Regions from separate parts of the Homo sapiens genome. Here region 1 is linked to region 2. A link is a contact called in ENCODE Hi-C or POLR2A ChIA-PET data. All regions are on one chromosome and are shown on one strand. Each heading gives the region's core, a stretch centred on a gene start or an enhancer-like site at or near the end of the contact. The rest is flanking DNA. Distances are from core to core; before and after follow the strand shown. Region 1 overlaps MIR4713HG (MIR4713 host gene). Region 2 overlaps TNFAIP8L3 (TNF alpha induced protein 8 like 3).

Region 1 (2,700 bases), core at 143-2,642, 130 kb before region 2:
AAGAAAGAGAGAGAGAAAGGGAAAGAAAGAGAAAAACAGAGAGAAAAGAAAGAAGGAAAGAAAGAGAAAGAAAGAAAGAAAGAAGGAGAAAGAAAGAAAGAAAAAGGGAAGGGAAGGAAGAGTAGAGACTAGTTTTGGTGGTCTTCATTTCATTTTCTAATAATTTATTTTTATCGCATTTTTTAAAGTGTCAGTCCCTATGGGTTGAAAACTAAGAAAAATAATTTGTCCTTCACCCCAGGAACCCTGCCTTAGGCTCTGCTGAGGCTGAATATATGTGTATATATGGGTGCCCCAAAATAAATACAAAAATTCTCTGGAAAGTCTTGTTTCTTTAGAAAACACCAGGGTTGAACATGAGGTCACATTAATAGCAATAGTCACGTACGGCTGGCTGTACCTCCCACCCCTGCTGGCACAGGAACTCCGACCCCTACAACATTTCCCTTGGGAATTTCTGGGCTCCTCAGGCATCCATTCCTGGACCACAACAACTTTATGTGCCTCCCCAGAGTTCCTCCGCTCCAGCTTTTCTGGGAACTTCAGCCATTTGCTCAACAGAAAGTGCCGGCAGCTCCCTTCCCCTCATTTCTTGATAGCTCTCGCTGTCTCAGCTGTCCTGGGTTTGGACTTGTCAGGAAGTGAGAGGCAAACTGGCCTCAAGACCAAGAAGCACAGGCTAGTTTCTTTCTGAACCATAAGATTCCCATTCTTAGTGAACAGGGCCTGGGGACCTCATACAAAGCTGGCTCAGGTTGGGGGTCAGGGTGGGCAGCTGGAGTTAGCAAGTTGTCTGGCCACAGGGGGATGCAGGTGAGCAGGGCTGGAGATGTGGTATGGGCACTGGGGAAGACCTTTGGGGAGAGAATGTGAGATCCAGCGAGGAGACCTGCTTAGAGGAATCTTTAAAGAGCTTACAGGTAGAGATTTCAGATCGAAGGACCATTAGACGTCATGTAGTCTAATGCCTCCTTTTACAAATTAGGACACAGCTTCAGACAGGATACCTGCCGCTGGAGTAGGTGACCCTTGGACAAGAACCCAGAGCCCCCTGAATGGTGTTCCAATGCTTTTAAAGATGATCTCTAATTCCCCACCGTCCTCCCCCAAGCCCCACTGTTTCCACCCCACATCCAGTGACTACACAAACTAGCTTTGCCAGGAGAGCAACCAATTTTAACCAGCCCATCCTAAGACATTCCTATATGTCAGAGCCCAGGTCCCAGTTTGGGGTTATGGCAATTCACCACTCCCCTACAATTACGGAAGCCCAAGCAGCAGCCGGGGTTTCACTCAGCCTCGCTCTCTTTTCCAGGGTGCTCTTGCAAGGAGTCGGGAGAGAGCCCTGCTATGCTCACATCCGCCAGCAGGGGGCAGATAGGGAAAAGGTTTACCGGCTTTGAAGCCGGGCAGCTCCCGGTAGAGGGGAGCCTGCCTGCCTTGGTTTCTAGCAGGGCTGCTCACTGAACTGGGCTGCCTGCCAGGGGCCAGCAGTAAAAAGCCAGTCAGGTTGGTATTACTGTCTGGTAAAATGAAAATACCCCTAAATGCTCATTTGCTCCATCATTTCAGATTCCCTAGTGGCTGGCTCCAATCCGGGCACTTGAGTTTACATCATAACCTGGTCGCTGAAGAGCTGTGACCTTGGGGAAGTTACTCTGTGGTTTCCACATTTGAAAAAGCGGAGAACCATAGTGCCCACCTACTGGGGTTGTTGGGTGAAACAAATTAGAAATTTCCTGCTATGTAGTAAGTACTCAATACATATTAGCCAGCAATAATACGTGATTTTACTTTTAACTCATCCTTTAAACAAGTATTTATTGAGCATCTACTATGCTTAAGGCCCTGACCCAAACAAGCGTTTAGAAGACAGAAAAATTAATAAGACGCTCCTTCAAAAATGTTACAATTATTTTCTATCATTTATCTATTATCAACACTGTAATCTCTTATTTCTTTGATTGCCCCTGTTATGAGGAAGCTCAGCACCAAAGCTGAAGGCCTATCTTTGCTGCTCTTTTGATCCTCAGGACCAGCGGCTCTACATGCTTCTTTTCTGTTGGTTCTCGTATTCCATTCTATTTTATTTATTAAGTCACTGCATACATCTCTTGCCTGACCTGCTCCATGCCGGGGTCTGGGCTTGCTGCCTTACTGATGGGAGTCAGAGCGGAGCACTTTGGGGAAAGGAAGGCCACTAACGGGTCTGGGCTTGCTGCCTTACTGATGGGAGTCAGAGCGGAGCACTTTGGGGAAAGGAAGTCCACTAACCCCCCTCCCCCACCTCCCCCCCAACCACCGGCAAAAAAAAAAAAAAAAAAAAAAAAAAAATATTTACAGGTAAGGAAGTGACTAACGAGGCCTGAGGGGATGAGAGACGGAGGAGAAACAGCAACAATGAAAACACCTCTGAGAAAGACAGGATCGGAGACTCTGGGGAAAGAAAGAAAACACAGTGAAAGTAAAGACCTTGCCAAGGGCCAGCCCATCATGCGGGCAGAGAAGAAAAGAAAGGGACAAAAGAAAGGGACGATGTGGAAGTGTGAGCTGAAAAGCACAGGTTCAGAAATAAGTTGCTTTTAGTATCCATTTCAGGAGCAGAGCAAGGGACAGCGAGGCCAACTAGCGATAGATTTCCCATCAAGAGACAGAGAAGGGCAGGGGGTAGAAATCACTGTTTCCGGAGTGGAAAAACAC
Region 2 (2,700 bases), core at 165-2,664:
TTCTTGTCAGATCTGATTAGATCATTACTTTTCCCTTAAAGTGGGGCTGCAGGGAAAGCTCTTGTCAAGAGGAAGGATAATTGTCCACTCTGTGTTTTCCTGCTGTTCACATGTGCCTGTATGATTAGCGGCTCATCTTCAGTCCTCGGTTTTGTTTCTTTCAGGCATTTTTTGAAATCACTGGGCTATTTTGCAAGGGCTAGTTTAGTTAGAATGAAGTAATATAATCAGTGAGTCTGTTTAACCAAGCACACATAAACATATGCTGAAATAAATCAAAACTGCTGAAAGAGAACAAACGAGTGAGGCATAGACTAAGCACCTCTCCCCACCCCATGTGGGGGATGTTTCCCTCATCCCTCAGAATGCCACACAACAGTGGGGCCCAAATCTGTCTGTGTATTAAATATTAGTAAAGCTTAATTTATCTCATTACAAAAAAGGAAACCTAAATAGAGGTTCTAAGAGTTCCATTTTTTGCACCCCACCAGTGGTGCCTAGTGGAGGCTGCTACCCTTTAAGTCATGGTGTCCCCCATGAGTCCCACAAGCTGCCTGCTTCCTGTGGCAGGTGGTGGAAATTTGGGAGACCTCAGGACTTCCCAGAAGCAGGGGTAAGCTCGGGGTATCTGTCTTCAAGGCAGGTGGCTCCTCTGGAGGGTTGGGAAGGGACCAGACCCAAGAAGTCTTCAAGAATATGCTGCAAAGTTAACCCTGAGTCTGAAAAATCCATTCCCTAACCCTTCTAAATCATCTAAGTTTTACCATGGGTGCCTTTTAAAGTGTTCCCAAATGCCTTTTGTAAGCCTCAGAAGTGCCACCCTCTCTCACGTATGAAAGGAATTGGACCAATAAAGGCACTTTTCATGAGCTTCTAAGCTTTGATCATTTCTCCATGGGAGAGGGGAGGATCAAGGTTTTTTTTTGTTTGTCTCTAACTCAAAGGCCCCACCATCCCTTAAGGCTTTCATTTCATTCTACCTCCTCCAGCTCCATGTTCTTTCTTTAGAATTCTAGGAATATACAAACAACAGTTTTATACAAGGGATGGAAAATGTTTTCTAGTTTGAATCCACTGGAGATGCAACAACTCAATGAGTCTCTCTGGAAGCCACAACTGTATTAGGTTCACATTTCAAAACACTACTTAAAGTTCCTTAATGGTCCTGCCCCCACAGCTACTTAGGGACATCCAAAACCTAAAGCAGAAGCAGTGTCTTCTTGAGGAAGCATTTTATCATTGTCAAGGATATCCCATCCTGCATACCACCACGCCTCACCCCTACAGCATACACCTTCCTCATCATTCACCCACAGAACAGAAAAGGAGACGGGAAGGGGTGGGGAGGCCATCACTCTCACCACTCGCTCCTGACCACTTATCAGTAGTGAAAGATGGAGCATGAGAGACGTGACAGGTTCAGTCAGCTTTTCTGGCTGCATAAACTGAGCAGAAGGATGGTTGCTCATCATGAAAGTTCAAGTTCAGGCCAGACGCTGTGGCTCAATGCCTGTAATTCCAGCACTTTGGGAGGCCGAGGCGGGTGGATCACGAGGTCAGGAGTTCGTAGACCAGCCTGGCCAACATGTTGAAACCCCGTCTCTACTAAAAATACAAAAATTAGCCAGGCATGGTGGTGTGTACCTGTAGTCCCAGCTACTCGGGAGGCGGAGGCAGGAGAATCGCTTGAATCCAGGAGGCAGAGGTTTCAGTGAGCTGAGACTGTGCCACTGCCCTCCAGCCTGGGCGACAAAGTGAGACTCTGTCTCAAAAAAAAAAAAAAAAGGAAAGAAAGTTCAAGTTCAAAGCAGTTTGTGAGCCTGCTCCGTCTTAAGGAGACTTGCTTGAAGTTCTTCCATTTTTTGTTTTTTTTTTTCCCCCTAACAATTAAGTGTAAGTGATTGAGTGCCAGAAACTTGGACTACCAGGAATCTCCCTCTGCCCAGGGCTCTTACCCCACCCCTTGGGCCTTTCCTCCCACCTTCCCTGTCTTTTGGGTCCCCTGCCTTGACAAATGATGCCCATTAAGCACTCCAGATTGTTTTCTTCTGGGAACCATCTTCACTCTTAACTTCTGCTTAACATTTTTAGCTAATTCTCTTCCCTGCCATTATCTCAAGCTATTTAGAGAAATGAAGTAATTCTGATGTGTACTGACTATTACAAATAATTTCCCATTTTATAATTTTGACACAGCTATCCACACTTACATTCAAGTTTTCCACACACTCCTTAGAGAAGTTTCCAAGTCCTGTGAAAAAGAGGGGAGAATAGCTGTCCCCTCACCCTGTCCACTCCCACATCCTAGAGTGATGCTCAGAGGCCCTTTTCTGGGCTGTAGCTGAGAGCTCAGAGCCTGTCATGTTTTATAACCATCATTTACTTTATTTTTCCCAAAATTTATTACCTTGTTCTTACCATGCTGAAGCTATTCTGCCCACTCACCCAGCTTGGTAAAGATCTTCCTGTTGTTTATCACCATTAGCTTGGCATTTCACCATCTGGGAGAGCTTAGTGTTTTCTAGAAACATGGAAACATCACTTGTACTCTGGCTGAACATCATTTATAAAAGCAGCAGCTCAGACTGACCCCAGCACTTTTCCATGCAGTGAAGTTCCCCCCTTAAATTATCTTTTGCTTTCTCTCTCCAAACTAGCTCACTGCCATTGTCACACCATTCTCCCAACATAGTCCTGGTG

Evidence for each region. A loop is a pair of places that touch in the nucleus more often than their neighbours do. ChIA-PET counts read pairs that join two places held with the same protein, here RNA polymerase II (POLR2A). Pooled maps may share reads with other maps.
Region 1: a pooled map shows a loop between it and region 2 (2.3-fold over the local background). The contact joins two enhancer-like sites. A Hi-C loop is called at or near these places in 1 of 168 maps with a recorded cell type or tissue (ascending aorta) and 4 of 50 pooled maps. POLR2A ChIA-PET finds 5 or more read pairs at or near these places in 1 of 52 experiments (activated CD4-positive, alpha-beta T cell).

The regions. Positions count from the first base shown.
Region 1 is chr15:51,191,528-51,194,227 of GRCh38, reverse strand. The region is part of intron 1 of MIR4713HG (MIR4713 host gene); the gene reads right to left. Among named protein-coding and RNA genes, the nearest start is that of MIR4713, 49 kb to the left of the region's middle. Within about 2 kb of position 1,392, at least 9 of the 41 ENCODE cell types and tissues checked have a DNase peak (open chromatin) inside an H3K27ac peak, as active enhancers do.
Region 2 is chr15:51,065,250-51,067,949 of GRCh38, reverse strand. All of the region lies in intron 1 of TNFAIP8L3 (TNF alpha induced protein 8 like 3), which reads left to right. All of the region lies in intron 1 of MIR4713HG (MIR4713 host gene), which reads right to left. Among named protein-coding and RNA genes, the nearest start is that of TNFAIP8L3, 28 kb to the left of the region's middle. Within about 2 kb of position 1,414, at least 2 of the 41 ENCODE cell types and tissues checked have a DNase peak (open chromatin) inside an H3K27ac peak, as active enhancers do.